Linked DNA regions of Mus musculus: region 2 is linked to region 1. Evidence: chromatin loops called from intact Hi-C (ENCODE). Cell type or tissue: heart. All regions are shown on one strand. Links, peaks and the distances in the headings refer to the core of each region. The heading gives the core; the rest is flanking DNA.

What was found. A loop is a pair of places that touch in the nucleus more often than their neighbours do. Peaks named below come from ENCODE experiments on the same cell type or tissue, not always from the same donor. Only the 100,000 strongest peaks of a DNase experiment are listed, where the experiment ranks them.
Region 2: a loop joins it to region 1, with 4 times the contacts of the local background. A loop is called at or near these places in 3 of 42 quality-filtered maps.

The regions. Positions count from the first base shown.
Region 1 is chr10:70,502,474-70,513,219 of GRCm38, reverse strand. The region is part of intron 5 of Fam13c (family with sequence similarity 13, member C); the gene reads right to left. It also overlaps the pseudogene Gm29783. Among named protein-coding and RNA genes, the nearest start is that of Fam13c, 67 kb to the right of the region's middle. In heart, for the core only: CTCF peaks have their summits at 5,159 (motif pointing left) and 6,525 (motif pointing right); no DNase peak of the experiment used is centred there.
Region 2 is chr10:70,312,496-70,323,241 of GRCm38, reverse strand. No RefSeq gene overlaps it. Among named protein-coding and RNA genes, the nearest start is that of Gm33704, 24 kb to the right of the region's middle. In heart, for the core only: a CTCF peak has its summit at 4,390 (motif pointing left); no DNase peak of the experiment used is centred there.

The DNA of each region.
Region 1 (10,746 bases), core at 1,561-9,560:
CCCCTACCCACCCACTCCCCCTTTTTGGCCCTGGCGTTCCCCTGTACGGGGGCATATAAAGTTTGCAAGTCCAATGGGCCTCTCTTTGCAGTGATGGCCGACTAGGCCATCTTTTGATACATATGCAGCTAAAGACAAGAGCTCCCGGGTACTGGTTAGTTCATATTGTTGTTCCACCTATAGGGTTGCAGTTCCCTTTAGCTCCTTGGGTAATTTCTCTAGCTCCTCCATTGGGGGCCCTGTGATCCATCCAATAGCTGACTGTGATCATCCACTTCTGTGTTTGCTAGGCCCCGGCATAGTCTCACAAGAGAAAGCCATATCTGGGTCCTTTCAGCAAAATCTTGCTAGTGTATGCAATGGTGTCAGCATTTGGAAGCTGATTATGGGATGGATCCCTGCATATGGCAATCACTAGATGGTCCATCCTTTCGTCACAGCTCCAAATTTTGTCTCTGTAACTCCTTCCATGGGTGTTTTGTTCCCATTTCTAAGAAAGGGTAAAGTATCCACACTTTGGTCTTCGTTCTTCTTGAATTTCATGCGTTTGGCAAGTTGTATATTATATCTTGGGTATCCTAAGTTTCTGGGCTAATATCCACTATCAGTGAGTACATATTGTGCGAGTTCCTTTGTGATTGGGTTACTTCACTCAGGATGATGCCCTCCAGGTCCATCCATTTGCCTAGGAATTTCATAAATTCATTTTTTTAATAGCTGAGTAGTATTCCATTGTGTAAATGTACCACATTTTCTGTATTCATTCCTCTGTTGAGGGGCATCTGGGTTCTTTCCAGCTTCTGGCTATTATAAACAAGGCTGCTATGAACATAGTGGAGCATGTGTTCTTCTTACCGGTTAGGACATCTTCTGGATATATGCCCAGGAGAGGTATTGCTGGATCCTCCGGTAGTACTATGTCCAATTTTCTGAGGAACCGCCAGACTGATTTCCAGAGTGGTTGTACAAGCTTGCAATCCCACCAACAATGGAGGAGTGTTCCCCTTTCTCCACATCCTCGCCAGCATCTGCTGTCACCTGAGTTTTTGATCTTAGCCATTCTGACTGGAGTGAAGTGGAATCTCAGGGTTGTTTTGATTTGCATTTCCCTGATGATTAAGGATGTTGAACATTTTTTCAGGTGCTTCTCTGCCATTTGGTATTCCTCAGGTGAGAATTCTTTGTTCATCTCTGAGCCCCATTTTTTAATGGGGTTATTTGATTTTCTGGAGTCCACCTTCTTGAGTTCTTTATATATATTGGATATTAGTCCCCTATCCGATTTGGGATAGGTAAAGATCCTTTCCCAATCTGTTGGTGGCCTTTTTGTCTTATTGACAGTGTCTTTTGCTTTGCAGAAGCTTTGCAATTTTATGAGGTCCCATTTATCGATTCTTGATCTTACAGCACAAGCCATTGCTGTTCTATTCAGGAATTTTTCCCCTGTACCCATATCTTCGAGGCTTTTCCCTACTTTCTCCTCTATAAGTTTCAGTGTCTCTGGTTTTATGTGGAGTTCCTTAATCCACTTAGATTTGACCTTAGTACAAGGAGATAGGAATGGATCAATTTGCATTCTTCTACATGATAACCGCCAGTTGTGCCAGCACCATTTGTTGAAAATGCTGTCTTTTTTCCACTGGATGGTTTTAGCTCCCTTGTCAAAGATCAAGTGACCATAGTTGTGTGGATTTATCTCTGGGTCTTCAATTCTGTTCCATTGGTCTACTTGTCTGTCACTATACCAGTACCATGCAGTTTTGATCACAATTGCTCTGTAGTACAGTTTTAGGTCCAGCATGGTGATTCCACCAGAGGTTCTTTTATCCTTGAGAAGAGTTTTTGCTATCCTCGGTTTTTTGTTATTCCAGATGAATCTGCCGATTGCCCTTTCTAATTTGTTGAAGAATTGAGTGTGAATTTTGATGGGGATTGCATTGAATCTGTAGATTGCTTTTGGCAAGATACCCATTTTTACAATGTTGATCCTGCCAATCCATGAACATGGGAGATCTTTCCATCTTCTGAGATCTTCTTTAATTTCTTTCTTTAGAGACTTGAAGTTCTTATCATACAGATCTTTCACTTCCTTAGTTAAGAGTTACGCCAAGGTATTTTATATTATTTGTGACTATTGAGAAGGGTGTTGTTTCCCTAATTTCTTTCTCAGCCTGTTTATCCTTTGTGTACAGAAAGGCCATTGACTTGTTTGAGTTAATTTTATATCCAGCTACTTCATTGAAGCTGTTTATCAGGCTTAGGAGTTCTCTGGTGGAATTTTTAGGGTCACTTATATATACTATCATATCATCTGCAAAAAGTGATATTTTGACTTCTTCCTTTCCAATTTGTATCCCCTTGATCTCCTTTTGTTGTCTAATTGCTCTGGCTAGGACTTCAAGTACAATGTTGAATAGGTAGGGCGAGAGTGGACAGCCTTGTCTAGTCCCTGATTTTAGTGGGATTGCTTCCAGCTTCTCACCATTTACTTTGATGTTGGCTATTGTTTTGCTGTAGATTGCTTTTATCATATTTAGGTATGGGCCTTGAATTCCTGATCTTTCCAAGACTTTTATCATGAATGGGTGTTGGATTTTGTCAAATGCTTTCTCAGCATCTAACGAGATGATCATGTGGTTTTTGTCTTTGAGTTTGTTTATATACTGGATTACATTGATGGATTTCCATATATTGAACCATCCCTGCATCGCTGGGATGAAACCTACTTGGTCAGGATGGATGATTGCTGTAATGTGTTCTTGGATTCGGTTAGCAAGAACTTTATTGAGGATTTTTGCATCGATATTCATAAGGGAAATTGGTCTGAAGTTCTCTATCTTTGTTGGGTCTTTTTGTGGTTTAGGTATCAGAGTAATTGTGGCTTCATAGAATGAGTTGGGTAGAGTACCTTCCGTTTCTATTTTGTGGAATAGTTTGTGAAGAACTTGAATTAGGTCTTCTTTGAAGGTCTGATAGAACTCTGCACTAAAGCCATCTGGTCCTGGGCTTTTTTTGGCTGGGAGACTATTAGCACTTTCACCAATGGACAGATCATGGAAACAGAAACTAAACAGGGACACAGTGAAACTAACAGAAGTGATGAAACAAATGGACTTAACAGATATCTACAGAACATTTTATCCTAAAACAAAAGGATATACCTTCTTCTCAGCACCTCATGGTACCTTCTCTAAAATTGATCACATAATTGGTCACAAAACAAGCCTCAACATATACAAAAATATTGAAATTGTCCCATGCATCCTATCAGATCACCATGGACTAAGGCTGATCTTCAATAACAAAATAAATAATAGAAAGCCAACATTCACGTGGAAACTGAACAACACTCTTCTCAATGATACCTTGGTCAAGGAAGGAATAAAGAAAGAAATTAAGGACTTTTTGGAGTTTAATGAAAATGAAGCCACAGCATTCCCAAACTTATGGGACACAATGAAAGCATTCCTAAGAGGAAAACTCATAGCTCTGAGTGCCTCCAAAAAGAAACTAGAGAGAGCACACATTAGCAGCTTGACAACACACCTAAAATGTCTAGAAGAAAAGGAAGCAAATTCACCCAAGAGGAGTAGAAGGCAGGAAATAATCAAACTCAGGGGTGAAATCAACCAAGTGGAAACAAGAAGAACTATTCAAAGAATCAACCAATCAAGGAGCTGGTTCTTTGAGAAAATCAACAAGGTAGATAAACCCTTAGCCAGACTCACTAGAGGGCACAGGGAAAGCATCCTAATTAACAAAATCAGAAATGAAAAGGGAGACATAACAACAGATCCTGAAGAAATCCAAAACACCATCAGATCCTTCTACAAAAGGCTATACTCAACAAAACTGGAAAACCTGGATGAAATGGACAAGTTTCTAGAAAGATACCAGGTACCAAAGCTAAATCAAGATCAGGTTAATGATCTCAACAGTCCTATATCCCCTAAAGAAATAGAAGCAGTCATTAATAGTCTCCCAGCCAAATGTGTGTTTTCTAATGGCCGTAGGTAACCCCCATGAAAGGGAATTGCTGCTTCAAGGAGAAGCCCAAATTCTCTCTCCCTGTAGAGGCACTGGGCTGTCACTAGCCTCCCTGGGGACAGTATGCTTATAACCCAGCATGCTTTGCGTCAGGCCACGCCTCAGTTCACACAGTCCAGCGTCCCTCTATATAGGATGCAAACAGGCTTCTCTTGCTTTCTTGCTGGCAGAACTAAGCAGCAGCTACTCGAATCAAGGAGCCAGAGTGCTGACCAAGGTATCCAGCTCTTGATTGCATCCTGTCCGTACTTTTTAAAAACCAGAAATGACACAGCTGCAGCACACAGAAACAGAACAGCTAGCTCTTCCTTTCAGCCAAAGGATTTCTTCCTGGGAGTGGGGAGCCCAGATTATCACATCTCACGGGGAGACTCTTGTTGCCCTTACCTCACTGAATTAACAAGCAAATTATAGGACAGGAAACAGTCCTTCATAATCTCATATTCTGAGTCAGAGGTTTTCTAGGTAAGGCTTTTTTTTTTTTCTTCCTTAAACACAACATGTGTAGCCTACGGAGTGCACTTCCTAAGGGACTTGCTAAGAAGCAGGCTGTTGGGGCTGGAGAGATGGCTCAGCAGGTAAGAGCACTGACTGCTCTTCCAAAGGTCCTGAGTTTAAATCCCAGCAACCACATGGTAGCTCCCAACCACCCATAATGAGATCTGACTCCCTCTCCTGGTGCATCTGAAGTCAGCTACAGTGTACTTATGTATAATAATAAATAAATCTTGAAGAAGAAGAAGAAGAAGAAGAAGGAGGAGGAGGAGGAGGAGGAGGAGGAGGAGGAGGAGGAGGAGGAGAAGAAGGAGGGTGTTATGATAAATCCACACCACCTTGTCTACATTAGTTGTCTCTCATGGGATTGGACTCTCGGTTGTTGGACTCTATAGTATTGCCCATATGGTTACTTCTTGTGGCCATTCCTGCAGCAATTTGTATCAGTCTTTAAAAAAATCCTTCTAAAACCTAACCTCAGTGAGCTAGAGAGATGGCATGCTGCTCTGGCAAAGGACCCAGGTGAAATTCTCAGCACCAGCCGAGAAAGCTTTTAACTTCCGAAAACTCCAGCTCCAGAGAGCTAGGGAGACCCCTTCTGGCCGCAAGAGGTATTGCACACAGATGGCAGACACAGGTCCAGTTACATAAGTAAAAATGAACTAAACCACTACAGATAACTAAACTCAATAGGAAAGGGACACTACAGAAAACCCACTGATCCCTTATATGGTCCATTTTGTGCCACTGGGGCAACTCTCTCTCTCTCTCTCTCTGCCTGCCCCCAGTCCACTCTTATTTCTGAGGACACTACTTTAACCCACTTTCTAGATATTGCTGAATATTGGAAACCAGTAACTCTCCTGCTGGACGTCCTACGAAATAAGTGAGGCTCCTGCCTCGTTAAGGATGACGGATCACACTAGAAAGCATTGGCTATTTTCCCAAATACTAATATTTTGTTGGAAAATCATAAAACTTAACATCTCTTCCTGCCCTGAAGCTTGACCTTTATGGCCCTAAGAAGGGCCGTAATTGCCTAATATGCAAAGAGACACGCGATGCATCCACGCGAGGACAGCTAAGCTCTAGGACACTGGTCTGTGAACTTCTAGGATATTGGGTTGACAGTGCTCCGCTATCTATCATAACAGTCCTGGATTGGGACACACAAGTGCTTCTCCACAAATACTACTGAAATACCTAATTATTTCCTTAGCAGGGGGAAAAAAGTCCCAACAGGCAAAGCTCCCAGTCGAAATTTGGCCTTAGGACCCATAGGCATGCATACACATTCACATTAAAAGGAAAGAGCTACTCATAGATGTTGTTACCTTCGTGGAAAGCCCACGACGCACGTGGTTTCTGCATTTATCCTTTTGTCAGAAAGCAGCAAAAACTGCAACACCCGGCTGGCCCCTAACAGTTATGGAACCCAACAGCCTCTCTGGATTCTCATGAAAACGGAGGGGGACGTGCGATCGAGGTGGGGGTGTAGAGAATAAGTAACAGGAAGTGGAATGGGGGGAGGGGGATGAAAATTAGTAACCGGAAGTGGAATGAGGGGGCGGGAGTTAGTAGCTGGAAGTGGAATGAATACAAAGGGGATACGAAGGAAAAGAATGGAGACGGCACGCCAGAGCAAAAAATAGGGGAACCCGTGGGGACAGCTGATAAGGAGGAAGCAAACGAGGTGAGTCAGCCTGCTTCTCCAAGCTAATGTGAGCACCTGCTGGCATTGGCGTGATTTCTTCCTTTATGTACAGCTCCATTTAGGATTCCCTTGGAGGTGAGGACAGACCTGGTTCTCCTAGAAATAAGCAGCCAGGCTGGAGAGTGGCCTCTGATGGAAGGAGGGAGGGTGCTGGGCGGAATCTACCAGCTCTAAAAGCAGTCCAGCTCCTTGGTTGTCTGCTTCACTCACCTGGGAATGAGAATTAAAACTCACACCATGACAACGCCGGCCACAAGAGGTCCCCGCTGACACTGACAACAAAGGGTGGCTAAAATTAAATGACTCACAGGACACTGCTCCAGCTGAGGAAGAAGAACCAGTGGGTAGGGGAGCAAGGTCACTTTATCCCAACTCAAAACCAAACCAGAAAAAAACCGTCCAGTGGCATCCTGCCGTGATGCAGCCAAGAGGAAAATTACCTTGAAGCACATGCTTCCAAAGACGCAACATCCAATTATCTATCCACTCCAGACCAGCATTCCCAGTGTCAAAGGGGGAAATGTGGGCCTCTTCTGGCCAACCAGCTCCTTCCAAGCACCAAGGGCATCGCAAACAGTTTAGGAAGGACAAATGCCCCCAGTCATGACTGAGACTCAAGGGGAAGGCTTTGTAGAACTTTTCTAGTTTTAGAAGACTTAACTCCATTATGTGGCAGGCAGGACCCTAAAGATGCCCCCTAGGGTTTCCATACCTTGGTTATTCACATACTAATCTATGTGCTGCTATGAAGGGCTTTTTTTTTTTCCTCCCAAGAGGTAATTGAATTCTAACTCAGCTGCCAAAAGATACAGCCATTATTTGGGTGTGCCTGGCCAAATCAAGTAAAATCCTTAAAAGCAGAGCATCTTCCAGCTGGTGGCAGAAGGCATCAGAAGCACGGGCAGATTGCAAGCAATATAGCTGGCTTGAAGGGAGAGCCAGTCACACAAGCAGAGTGTGGCAGACTTGGAAACTGAATGCTATGACCCCCGCTGCCAACCAGCAAAGAGGCAGAGATGACAGTCCTGTACAAGACCCTGGGTTAAAGCAACAACCGGAAGGAGTTTGCCCACGGCCGCTATTCCAGATGAAAACTCAGCCTGGCTGAAGCCTTAATGTCTCTTTCATGAGACCCTGAGCAGAGAGACTCCAGCTGCTTTATATAACCATGGGCTAATAAATGGATGTTTGAAGCCATTAAGGACTGGGTGATGCATTACACCATAATAGTAATAGAAAACTGAGCTGACAGGGACCCTAGTGGGGCAGAAGGACTGGAGGGGATGATGGGGATTGCAACCTTATAGGAAGAAGAACATCAGCTGGCTGGACCACCCAGTGCTCCCAGGGACTAGGCCACCAAGCACAGAGTGTACAGGGAGGGATCCATGGCTCCAGTTACATAGGTAGCAGAGAATGGCCTTGTCTGACATCAATGGAAGGGGAGGCCCTTGGTCCTGTGGAGGTTTGATGCCCCAGCACAGGGGGATGCTGGAAGGGTGGGGTAGGAGAGGGTGGTGGGTGGGTCAGTGGGGGAGCACACTCATAGAGGCAAAGGGGAGGGAGGAGAGGGTGGTTGTGGGATGGGGAGGCTTGTGGAGGGGGAAACTGGGAAGTGGGATATCATTTGAGGTGTAAACGAATGGAATGATTAATAAAAAATAAATAAATAGCTCTCCCAAATCAGGCAGCCTCAGCCGTGAACAACGCAGCAATGGCTAAGATTAAGACTGAGGCCTACTCGGCAAGGAGGAGGAGGAGCTGTTGAAACAACTGGGCCGTCTGAAGGTGGAACTGTCCCAGCTTCGAGTTGCCAATGTGACAGGCAGCGCCTTGTCCAAGCTCCCCAAGATATGAGTCGTACGCAAATCCATCGCCCAAGTCCTCACTGCCTTTAACCAGACTCCAAAAGAAAACCTCAGGAAATTCTACAAGGGCAAGAAGACCAGGCCCTGGACCTGCGACCCAAGAAGACTAGAGCCATGCGCCACTGCCAGCTCACCAAGCACGAGGAGAAGCTGAAGACCAAGAAGCAGCAGCGGAAGGAGTGGCTGTACCCATGTCGCAAGTATGCAGTCAAGGCCTGAGGCGGCGACAACAATAAAGCGCAAGACTGACTGGCAAATAAATAAACAAACAAATAGGGTTGGAGAGATAGCTCAGTGGTTAAGAGCACTGACTGCTCTTTCAGAGGTCCTGAGTTCAAATCCCAGCAACCACATGGTAGCTCACAACTATCTGTAATGGGATCTGATGCCCTCTTCTGGTGTGTCTGAAGACACCTATACTCATATAAATAATAAAATAAATCTTTAAAAATAAATAAGAAAACCAATCTAGAAAGAAAGGAAGAAAGAAAGGGAAAAGGAGAGAAAACTGAGCTGAGCATGGTGGCACACGCCTTTAGAACCCAGCACTCTAGAGGCAAAGATAGGCAGATTTCTGAGTTCGAGACCAGCCTGGTCTACAGAGTGAGTTCCAGGGCAATCAGAGATACACAAAGAAACCGTGTCAAAAAAAAAAAAAAAAAAAAAAAAAAACCTCAGATACTTCAAAATATTCTTCATTACCTGAACTCAGATCCAATACGATAGGCTGGGTTTTCACTTAAATTGAAAAATGTGGCTGCCTTTCCTAACAGAAAGAACACTTCTCAGCCAACACTGGAGTGTCATCAAAGGCTTTCATGGGTTTTTTTTCTTAGCATTAAAGCACTTTTGAAGAAGTCATCTCAATCAAACGATAAAGCCAGTCCTCCAAATCTGTGAATTTCTGCACCCATGAATTTAATCCACCACAGGTCAACAATTACTTTTAAATTCTCTGTACTTAATGTACACAAAATTTGTATTCTTTAGCAATGCAGTATAATAATTAGTTACTCAGACTGTATGTTGAGTTGGTAATAAGCTATAGAGATGTAATAAAGTACGTAGGGAGGTGTGATTAGACTGCTCATTAATACCACACCATTTTACATAAGGAGTTAGTAATGCATGGATTTTATAACTGGGGGTGAGGTGGGGGTCTTGGAGCCAATCACCAAAGGATGCTAAGAGGTAACTCTTACCTTCTTGAGGTCTTTATGGTCTGATATCAAAATATCTCTCTCATACATTCTAGATGCTGATAAGGACATAGGCCCTCCTCCCAGAGACACAAGTGTAGACACACACTGAGACTAGAGACAGCACTCACATGTTCAACTGCTCCTCTTTTAAGAAATTTTAAGTATTCAGTTATCTTTACACTGGAGAAACAAGGTATGTAACGCTGAGGCTGACGTTGAATTACTAGGACAAACAGAACTCAACAGGTAGTCCGCAATTGTACTATGTAAAGGAAGGACCAACCCTTCGCTTTGATCATTTGTAAACACTTAAAAGCATATCCCCTTTGAACAAATCATCACTAAGACTCCGTGAAGCTTTCTATTGCTATCAGGAGATCAATGAGTATTGGTTTCATGCTCATAGTTTGTCGTCTATATCTTATCACCTACACCAGTTTGGAAATTTACAATGGGGTTCTGTTGTTTGGCAGTGAACTTTCCCCCAGATTCAGGGGTTTGAGCATTTGATCTCCAACTGGTAGTGCTGTTGGCACAGACTGTGGAACCTGGAGGAGGTGGAACCTCACTGGAGGAAACAGGTCACTAGGTAGGAGCCACGAGGTCGCCTCACTTCTGGTTCTCTCTCTCCTCTGTGGTGTGCACATGACCAGTCAATTTCCTGTCCCTGCTACATGTCTTCCCCACTATGGACTGGGACGCTTCTGGTACAGTGATCCAAAATAAACCCCCTTTCCCTTAAGGTGCCTTTTCATCAGAGTATTATTAACAGGAATATTAAAGTAATGAATACATTGTTCCTGGTGGGTAGAACCCCCATCAAAATACCACACAACTTGGGACTGAACCCAGTATTACTACTTTCAGCATCTTCTCTACGGTCCTCTGTTGAACATGAAATTGGACACTACACACAAATGTGGAAATCTCCCGTCTAATTTTGTGAAGTCAAACTAATTTCAAAGCAACCAGAGAAGTGTAAACACATGGCTAGGATGCCTGACGAAGTCAACTAAGACCCAAACTAAGTAGGTTCTTGGCTAGAAACATAAGAAGGATCTAAAACGGAGCTTTCTTTAAGAGCTGTTCATGTCGTAGCGGACAGCCTCTCTGGTGTTTTGACATACTAGATAAAGGCAAATTCAGAAGCAAGCCTATCTGACACCTCACTATTAAACAAACAACATCTTCATGACATCTATGAGGGAAAAAAATAAAATGAGCAGAGAAATCTGTGACAGTGAACAATTTTTAAGCGACTGTTTTCTTCTAGAGCAGTGGTTCTCAACCTTCCTTACACTATAACCCTAATCAAGTTCCTCATGTTGTGGTGACCCCAACCATAAAATTATTTTCATTGCTACTTCATAACTGTAATTTTGCTACTATGAATTGTAATGTAAATATATGTTTTTTTCTG
Region 2 (10,746 bases), core at 883-8,882, 190 kb after region 1:
TTTTCTTGTGGCAGTTTGGGATATGTGAAGGAAAAATGTGAATAGACCTAGATTTCTGGCAGACACAGGGTATTGAGAGGGGAGACCAGGAAAACTTCCAGGTTTGTTATGTTGGGATTCCCATACCAAGATGTGATGGTTTGTATATGCGTGGGCCAAGGAATGGCACTACTAGGAGGTGTGGCCTTGTTGAAGTTGGTGTATCACTGTAGATGTGGGTTTTAAGACCCTAGTCTTAGTTAGCTGTCTAGAAGTGAGTATTCTGCTAGCAGCCTTCAGATGAAGATGTAGAACTCTCAGCTCTGCCTGCACCATGCCTGCCTGGATGCTGCCATGCTCCTGCCTTGATAATGGACTGAACCTCTGAACCTGTAAGGCAGCCCCAATTAAACGTTGTCTTTTATAAGACTTGCCATGGTCATGGTGTCTAATCACAGCAGTAAAACCCTAACAAGACACAAGGTTATCCCTGAGAAGTGATGAGTGCTGTCTCCCCTCCATCTGCAACCCATTTCCATGGAAGTTGGTGACTTACCTATCATGGTTCCCCCTAAACCAATGGTTCTCAACCTATGGATCTAGATGCCCTTGGGGGGTATCAAACTACCCTTTCATAGGGGGTTGCCTAACAGGGTCCTGCATATCAGATCTTTACATTGTGATTCCTAACAGTAGCAAAATTACAGTTATGAAATAGCAACAAGAATAATTTTATAGTTTGGGGTCACCACAATATTAGAAATTATACTAAAGGGTCGCATCACAGAGAAGGTTGAGAACCACTGCACTAAGCCAACACAAAGTAGGGAAATGAGCAGAAGAAGGGCAGGTCCAGGAGCACAAAGAGATAGAGAAGGGAAGCTAAAGTCAGTCCCTCATCAAAAACAGCTATATTGGATCTAGGATACAATGTAGCTATGCTGAGGTGTGCCTCTTCCTGCCTCCAAACTACAGCTACAGAGACAAATGAAGTTAAATATCTCTTGGGTCCTGATTTGGCCTGTTTTGCTTTTGGTGAAACTGGTACTAAATAAGTTGGACACACAGAGGGTGTTTTCAAAACCAAGCAGGCTCAGACCCCCTTAGGAACCTTTAGCATTTAAGAAACAAGCACCTTGCCAACCAGCTGTCTGATCTTGAAAACTGGCAGAGGTGGGGATCTTTACAGGCACCTGTGAGCATCAAAATCACTGGGAAGAAATGGTTTTCAGAAATGTTTTAAGATACTTGCTTTACAGGTCCTTCCTTCCAGGGTCCCATATATATATGAACGTTGGCACCTGTGGTGGTTTGAATATGCTTAGCCCATGGGAAGTGGCACTATTAGGAGGTGTGGCCTTATTGAGTAGGTGTGGCCTTGTTGGAGTAGGAGTGCTACTGTGGGCTTGGGCTTTAAGACCCTCATCCTAGCTGCCTGGAAGCCAGTCTGCTCCTGTTTGCCTTTGGAACAAGATGTAGAATTCTCAGCTCCTCCTGCACCATGCTTGTCTGAATGCTGCCATGCTCCTGCCTTGATGATAATGGACTGAACATCTGAACCTGTAAGCCAGCCCCAATTAAATGTTGTCTTTATGTTGTTTTTTTATAAGAGTTGCCTTGGTCATGGTGTCTGCTCACAGCAGTAAAACCTTAACTAAGACACTACACCATTGATTCTTTTCCTCTGTGTGTGTTTAAGAGAGAGAGAGAAAGAATACAAAGTTAGGTAGACAGGGAGGATCTGGGGGAGCTGGGAGAGGGGAAAGACTATGATCTAAATATATTGTATGGAAAACATTTTAAAGGCAATGAAAATCAGGATTGGTATGGCACATACTTTTAATTCTGGCACTCAGAAGGCAGAGGCAGTCAGATCTCTCTTTGAGTTTGAGGATAGCCTGATCTACATAGCAAATTCCAGGACAGCCAGGACTATATACTGAGACCCTGTCTCAAAAACAACAACAACAAAGACATGCTGCATATCAGAAAAGAGATTTGGTTTTATGATGCACGTTTCCCTCTGGGTAAATTTATATCGACACTAAATACTCACTGTTTATTAAATTACCTAATTGATAAATATACCATAATCTTGCTTTGGGGCCCTGCAAGCTCACTGAATTGATATGTCAGTTTCTTCTGTAGAGGCCAGGAGAGGTTGTTGGATCCCATAAAGCTGGAATTACAAGGTAGCCAATGTGGCTGCTGAGACCTGAACTCGGGTCCTCTGCCTCAGCAGTATGAACTCATAAGCACTGAGCCATCTGTCCTGCCCAGCACTGTTGGCTGTAGGCACAATACTCTGGGCTTCAGGCACCTCCTGCCTCACTGGGGACCATCTTCTTCCTGGTATAAAATGATTCTTCATCGGCATCTCAATGCTTCAGGTGTTAGGAGACTCCATACATGCCTTCCATCTTTTATCTGTCCTATTTTTATCTTTCATATTTATATTTCATATCTTTTGTATTTCAGCGTGTGAAGCCGGGCTCATGATGGAAGATAAGGGCTTACCTCAACACTTCCCCGCCAGAAGGGTGAGGGGCTGGGGTCCTGGCTCCATTCAAGTGGCCTGCTTTATTAGCACCAAGTACTTGCAGTGAACACTGATGCTCCAAAGGAGAGACATCTCTTTAACATGGGGAAGAGGAAGAAATCCAGGCTGGCTGACATTCATCTTCTTCCAATGCCCTTCCTGTGGAGGGCAAGGGGGACCTCATTATCTTCAGCCAAGTGAGAAGGAAGTAAACCTAATAATAAATAGCCATTTTTTAAAGATTTATTTATTATTACAAATAAGTACACTGTAGCTGACTTCCGACATACCAGAAGAGGGCGTCAGATCTCATTAGGGATGGTTGTGAGCCACCATGTGGTTGCTGGGATTTGAACTCAGGACCTTCGGAAAAGCAGTCAGTGCTCTTAACCTCTGAGCCATCTCTCCAGCCCCCTAGTTATCCATTGTTAAGTAAGCATTTTATTTCATGACCGTTGTCCCTTAGCATTAACAGGGAAAGAACACCTAAATTGGGATGCGCCTTGTTCAAAGTCACATTGATCACCAGAATAGAAGGAACTAGAATACAAATCCTCTGATTTATGGCTCATTTTGCCTTTCCTTCCTTGTGCCCTGTTTGCATTTTTTTTCAATGTAATGGCACATTTTGGTTCCTTCTCCCAACCTTGTTTTACAGGAATAAGGTCTTGGTTATTAGAAGGCTTTACAATATGAGTTATTCATAATGTCATGGCTTTAACGATACATAAGGGTTAGACCCTTACAGTTCCACCTTCTTCTCCCTACACTTCAGAGACTGCTCTGTTTATCTTCTATACAATGCCCAGGGCCTGGGATGCATTTAATTGTAAGGTGAGAGGCATGGGCTCACCCCATGCCTGACCAGAAGACCTTATGGTCCACTGTTTAAACGCTGAGTCCACCCTCCACCTTTCTGTCATTCTGCATCCATGGGGTATTAGCTAATTCGCTATCGCTGTGACAAAACACTATGACAAAGGTAATGTATAGAAGGAGTTTATTTGGGCTTACAGTTCTATCAGGTTAGAGCCTGCAATGGCAGAGTGAAATCACGGAGGTGGGGTCAGAAAGCTGAAGAAGGCTCACATCTTGAACCACAAGCACGAAGCGAAGATGATAAATTCAAAATGGCACGAGTCCTTTACACTCTCAAAGACCACCACCTCCAGTGACATACTTCCTCCAACAAGGAACAAGAATACTAATCTTCTGATTGGTGGCTCACTTTAGCCTTCCTTCCTTCTAGAATCGTTCTTTAATATAGAGCCCAACAGTTCAAGTGTTTATTTGATACTGGCAGCTCAACTGGTGTTTGAAGCTGGCTTTAACTCAAAAAGTTTAAGAAGTGCTCACATATGAAGCCCCCACCTCTCATCGCTCTCTCTCTCTCTTTTTTTTTTTTTTTTTTTTTTTTTTTTTTGCTAAGGCCCGAGAGGCAAGATTTTCTTCGGTCTTCCCAGGAGACTCTTATGTACAGCCAAGGAGAGTAACCCCTGGTTTTTATCTTCTTCTATGTAAAATAATTAGTTGTAATATAAAGTTTCAGTGGGCTTTGCTGGTCATGATGAGGAGAAATCACTGGAGATAAACACTGTCTGGCTCCTTCACAGCAATGCCCCAGTCCCCATTGTGTGGATTCTAAGGGGCGGGTGCTTGTCACTTCCCCAATGCATTTATGAGGAAGGAAAGGTTCAGAATGGGTTCAAGGGAGAGTGATAACGGATTGGACAGCAAGTTCTATACAAGTGAGTTTGCAGCTACCAAATGGAGAGAGAAGCAGACAGACTGGGCTCAAGCCTTTGATTTTTATCACTGTGGTCATTGCTACAAGACCACAGCAGCAATCAGGAACACAACACTGACCCCTAGTGGCAGAAAATGTAATTTTACATTCTGTGTTCCCCAGAAGTGAGAGAGCTGTGACAGGAGGTAACAAAACCCGCAGGGCTCTGAAGAGATCAAGCAGTCTATTGCCGTCATCATCTCTGATGAGTCTGATACAATAGAGCTGGCTAACCAGGGGGTGGCTGCCTTCACCTCAATATCCCACAAGGCCCTCTGCCCACCACCAAAGCAGGTCTCATGATCAAAGCACGTGAATGAGAGTTGTCATTTTTAGCTTAGATGGAGGTGATCTGAATAGTCTGGGGGTAGGAGACAGAGAAGTGCAGTCATCTGCCCTAGACATTTTTACCAAAGAACTATAAAGAGAGTTTTGTAATTTGACTCAAAATTTTTTTTCTGGTTTAGACTTTGAGACTAGGTGCTGAAAAGGCAGATAGAAGACATGAAAGAATCCCTGAAGGTCCAAACTCTTCCCGAGGTGCCTCTCCATCACCTCTTGGCCTCCTGGATGTGTTGACTTACCGTTGTGGCTGATGGGATTTCAGTGCCCCGGTGCTGGAAATCATGCAAGATGCAGGATAGCTCAGACTCGGAGCAATGGAGGTTGAGGAAATGCAGCCTGGGGGAATCCCCGAGGAACCACAGAATTTCCATCCTCTGAGACTAAGGCTTTGAAGTAGAGGATGACAGGTAGGGAGACTGAGTCTGTTGCTAAGCCATGGGCACAGGGAGCACAAAGGAAGGCAGAGTACCAACAAGGGCAGACTTCCCGGCCTTTGAGCCCCCCCCCCACCTCTCATCCCCCCCCCCCCCCCAGTTCTCCAATCATCTTAAAACCGCAGTTCTGGTCTGGCCTATTATCAACATTCCTATTAAAATATCCTCTTGTCTCTTTCTATCTGGGTTATTTTATAATCACTTGAAAATATTCGTTTGCACCAGACCTCTTGCCAACCACCCCTGGTTTCCTAGGGAATAAATGACGGGCTCTGTAGCTGCGCTTGCACCCATAGAAAAGTGCCCTTTGCTGCGATTTTTTTTAAAAATTGCTCCTTGTACTTAACTCGGTTTAAATTAACTAGGGCTTGATTTTCAGATTAATGTTCTCAAGAGGAAATGCATCACATCATGGTTTTTCATTTAGAAAACCACAAGATCCTCATTACCATCTCAACAGCCATTCGGATATTAAGTGGTAACTTGTGCCTGAATCGAGGCCAATGACAAGGGAGGAGAGCCTTCTTTACACTCCTAGCCACAGCGGTGACCTCACCTACCCTGTCACGGCCTGGGCCTATCTTCTGTCAGTGTTGAGAACAGCCATTCAGGTGCCACCCGCATAGCTATGACCTCCTTAGGCCCGGCAGGATCCAGACTCTGACCCCAGACATCACCAGTACCAGCAAGGTGCTTTCTGCCGTTGATATTTCAGATTGGCGTGTGCCTCCTCAGTTTAAAATGAGTGTCTCTCTGATTTGGGGAACAGATTGGCTCGGGGAAGTATTTGGGATGGGGAGCTATGCGGAGGCTTCTGGGTGAGAATGGTGCTCCCCTAAATTCAAACGCTGGAAATGTAATCCCTCTGCAGTAGCGTGGAAATCTTTGGGAGATGTTTGAATTGTCGATGGATTAATACCATGTGGGAACAGGCCTGAGGACAGGGGTGGAGCTAGAGGTGACAGAATCACATGACAGATCCCGGAAATCTGATTACGGAGACCAGCAACAGGGTGCAGATCTGAGTTAACTGCGCAGCACATAAGCTTATATACAGTGTTGGAGTCAATCCCAAGCCCTTAAATCTTCAGCCAATCGAATCTCACCATACAGTCACCATGCTCCAATGAAAGCCCTGCTGATGAGGTAACTCAGAAGGAGCAAGGGGGTGGGACTTCCGGGAAGATGGGGAGGGTAACCATCGCCCTGGTCTCCATTCCTTTTTGCTGTCCCCAACCCCACCCCCACCCCACCCCCACACCCTGTGTTCCAGAAGCTATCTTAGGTCAAATGCTGTGTACAGCGGATCAGGACTCTTGGAGGACTCTCAGGAGCCTATAGCACCTCGTTCTCCATCCCAATTTTTCCTGTGCAAGGTTTACCTCTTTATTTCATACAATACCATTATAAAATGGCTTGATAACGAAGCCAGCCCACTTCCTTGACTTTCACCTTCCACCATGTGAAAAAAACAAAAAACAAAAAACAAAACTGAAGGATTCTCTAAAGCTAGGACACACATGCGGTTGCATACATACATATACATGCCATACACATACAACGTAAGAATTCTTAAAACGGTAGTCGCGTTTCAGTGGCCACCAGAGGCTCCACCTGTTCCTTACTGTAGATGGAAGAATTACGAGCTTCAAGAGACCTATGAGCTGGAAGGGGTCTATAAGGGAAGAGGAAGGAAGAGGAAGGAATGGAGGGACAGACGGCAAGAGGCCAGGAAGCCGATCTTTCCAGCCGACCTGTGCAGACCTTGTCTACTGAATTTGGGTGCTGAGGACCTGAAAGAGTCTGATGCTGTAGACAAACTTACTTCAGATTCAGTGTACTTTTCTATGTGAATGTAACAATTAATGATTCAAGGAAGGTTGTTTTGACTTCAGAAAAACATGTAAATAAATGTCAATAAGCACATGCTAAATATTAACAGAGCAACCCTTTCCCAGGACTTTCTCGGGACAACCTAGTTTAAACACAATTGTCTGGCACACAGGATAGACTACACCCAGCAATGCACAAAAGCAAGGCAGAAGGCCATATCCAGATTCAGGGTTCACTGAGCACACTGGGCATCCACCTCAGGAGCCAGGGACAAACTCTGCGAAAGGAGAAAGGGCGTTGGCCGCCATGGCTCCAGACAGGAAGATGCGCAGGAAGCATGAAGTGATATCTAGTTCTGCTTCTAAAAGAATATTCTCATCCGAGGGAGGTGTGGGCAGTACATTTTTAATATTATTGGAAGTGCCAGAATGTTCTCATAAAACTTGAAGATGTGTGCCGCCAGGGCCCGCAGAGAACATACTGTGCCTGTTTGGACTATCATTCCTCCTTAGGGGACAGTAGGGAGGGTGATCTTTCTGGCTGGGCTCCTCTACCTTGGCTTTTCTGAGCTGCCTTCAGGAGTTACTGTCTCACACCCTTCACATCCCATACCCAGTTTGATCCCTGGCAGCTGACGCCACTACCTACCTGCCCATACACTAACAAGTCACGCCCCTGGTAACTGCCTGGGAGGTTCCCCTCCAACCCACAAGATTTAAAGGGGCGCCTGTCCACAGTTGCTCTGTCTAAAGAGCTCGCCTCGCTGGTAAGCTGACAATCTGACCCCCTTTAGGACTGGTTAACAGATGTGAAGGAGGCAACGCTGGCCTGAAGTCTGGGGACAAAATATCAGCAGCTATAAATTGGATGTGATTATTTGACACAAGAGGCACAAATTGCATACAGGTCAATCACCTATCTCCTTCCCCTGCCCCCTCCACGTCCTTTTCATCAGTCCCAAACTCGCCCTTGCTTGGCTCAGCAACTTGCCTGCCTTAGTCTATCCTAAGAACCGCAGGCAGCAGGTAGCAGCTCAGCAGCCTGACCCCTGACACCTGACCCTCTGCAGATCCAACCGAGCCTCACTTGAAAACATTCTAGAAATGGTTCTCTCTCCTCCCATCCTTGCTGAGAACACAGGGCGCCCTGAAGTTGTTGAGACAAGACAGTCCACTAACCCAGCACAACATCGGGACACCCGATCCGCTCCAGGTCCCACACTCACGGCCTTTCGTTGTCAATTTGTCATTTTGCAGGACGCTGCAGGAGGAAGTCCGTTTTCTTTTTGTATCTGCGTTAGAAGAACTTGGAGATAGTCATCCAAAGTGTCCTCTGATAGAATTTTACCCTGTCCTTTCACGTCCTTCGGCAGTATCATTAATACCAATTTATTGTTCGCACCCAACAAAAAGATTTCCAGTATGCCCCTTCGCTGTAGAACCTGAAGCTTACAGGGAAGAAAGTGGGAAGGAAATGGATGTATGGACAGACAGAAAGACACACTGACAGTTTTTAATTAATTTTTACCTATTCAGTGGGTACCATTTAGGTGGTCCTTAACCTGTGATTGGGACACTATTGATCCCAGGAGAGGGTCCTGAGACAGAATAGATCCACAATGAAGCCAAGACAGCAAGTGATGGGCTGGCATTATCACCCTCCTCAAGGACTCTGCGTACACACGTACACACACACACACACACACACACACACACACACACACACACACCCGCCAAGGCTGCAGGAACTCTTTGCCTTCTCCATAGCCTCCACGGGCACCCAGGAATCTCAGCATTCACAAGAGGGCTCTGGCCCCCAAACCAGGAAACATCAATGAGAGAGACTGCAAGCAGACAACTCTAGCTCAGGGCGTCTTGACCCAGAAGGCAAACTCACATCTCCTGGATTCATGGGTTAAAAACGGACACCAAGCCTTACTGGGTTCCTGTCCCCCCAACCCCACCCCCAAGAAAATCAGAAGTCCTCTGGTTCTTGTCCGCTGGTCTCTTGTGACACAGATCGCCTGAGCCATCTTCGTTCAATTTATTGCTACATTAGTCCCAAACCTGGTGAGGGAAACCCATTAACTTTTAATAACACGCCTTTGATGAGTGTAGAAAGCCATCCCTGCCAGCTCCTTCCCAGTGTTTATCCATAAAAATCGGGGAGAGCGGGCAGAAGGGCACATTAAACCCTGTGTCCTCTGCAGCTGATAGAAAGGAGAAACCCAGAATCGATGAAGGAACTTAAAAATACATATTTAGTGTTTGGTGATCTGCTGGAAGCATGGGGTAGTGAGCAGCTTGGTGTTAGCAGCCTTCGGAGACTGGGTATATATTTTACTCAAAACCTCAGGGAGCCAGGAAAGGACTCCTCTCAGGATTCCTTTGGGAATTACTCCTCCGGATCATAACTCGGCTTCCCAAGGTAGGGAGCAATTTTTGTTTTGTTGCTGTAATAAACCTGAAATCAATTCAAAATCTAATCATACCAAGAGCTTGGAGAACCCACCCATGATCAACAACAAATGTTGGCAAGGCGTCTAGGACACCAGATGCTGGCAGGGCCAAGAGGTCTGGACACCATCTTCCCTCTCCAGAGGGAAGAGAAAGGCAGGAAGAGGGGGCAACATGGGACAGATATGGGAACCACTGCCCAGAGGGCACAATGCTAGCGAAGGAGGCTCCAGAGGCAGGAGCATACACTTCTGAAAGAGGAGCAGTTTGCAGCAATGGGAGCTAGTGGGCTGCTGTCATGTCTGCTAGGACTAGGGTATCATCAAAGGTTCTAGAGTGAGGGAGTGACAAGGCAGAAGACATCTAGGAAGACCTCTGTGGGCATGCGCAGTGGAAGACTGGACTGCATGAAGACAGAGAGTCTCTTAGAAAATGGTCCCTGGGATACTAAGGGGGGGGGGCGGTTACAGATGCCAGACTTTGCCTTTGGGATTATGAAGTCAGGGAGGGACATTGTAGACAACAACAAAAGAAATGAGATGCCCACCCTTCCCCTATGCACACCTCCCCAATTCTTGGCAATCTGCTGCTTCTCTTCCTACCTATGACAATATACTGACAGGCCAGAGGGGGGATGTCCCACCTTTCTCTCCTGACTTCTCCCCTTGACAATAACTGTCTTCTGCTTTGTTGTTTGTTTGTTTGTTTGAATTTTCTACCGTGGAGAGCTCACTAACTTCTTTACATTTTATCAGTTTACATTTTATAGTAGTCAGGGTTTCATCGTTCTGATCAAACACCATGACCAAAAAGCGAGTTGAGGAGGAAAGCCTTTACCCTGCCAGATCACAACTGGGGGAAGTCAGGACAGGAACTCAAGCAGAGCTGGAACCTGGAGGCAGGAGCTGATGCAGAGACCATGGAGGGGTGCTGCTTACTGGCTTGCTACCCTGGCTTTTTTTTGTTATAGAACCCAAGACCACCAGCCCAGGAATGGTATTACCCACAAACGGGGTGGGTGGGGTGGGGTAGGGTGGGGTGGTCCCTCCTCCCCCTTTGATGAGCAAATGCCTTACAGCTGGATCTCAAGGGGCATTCCCTCCGTGGAGGCTCCTTCCTCTCTGATGACTCTAGCTTGTGTCAAGTTGACACACAAACCCAGTCAGTAAGTACATCCACGTTGGTGAAATCAGGAAACTTTGGACACTCTCATTTCAACATGCCACCTCCTCCAAGGAACTTTGTAATGTTGGGGGTATCACTCAAGTGTTGGGATTTTTGTGAAGAAAGACGTAGAGGACAGAAGACCATAAAGGCGAGGCTGCTTCTAGAAGTCATGAAGCTGGTATGGATCTCCTGAACGGGCAACCAGAA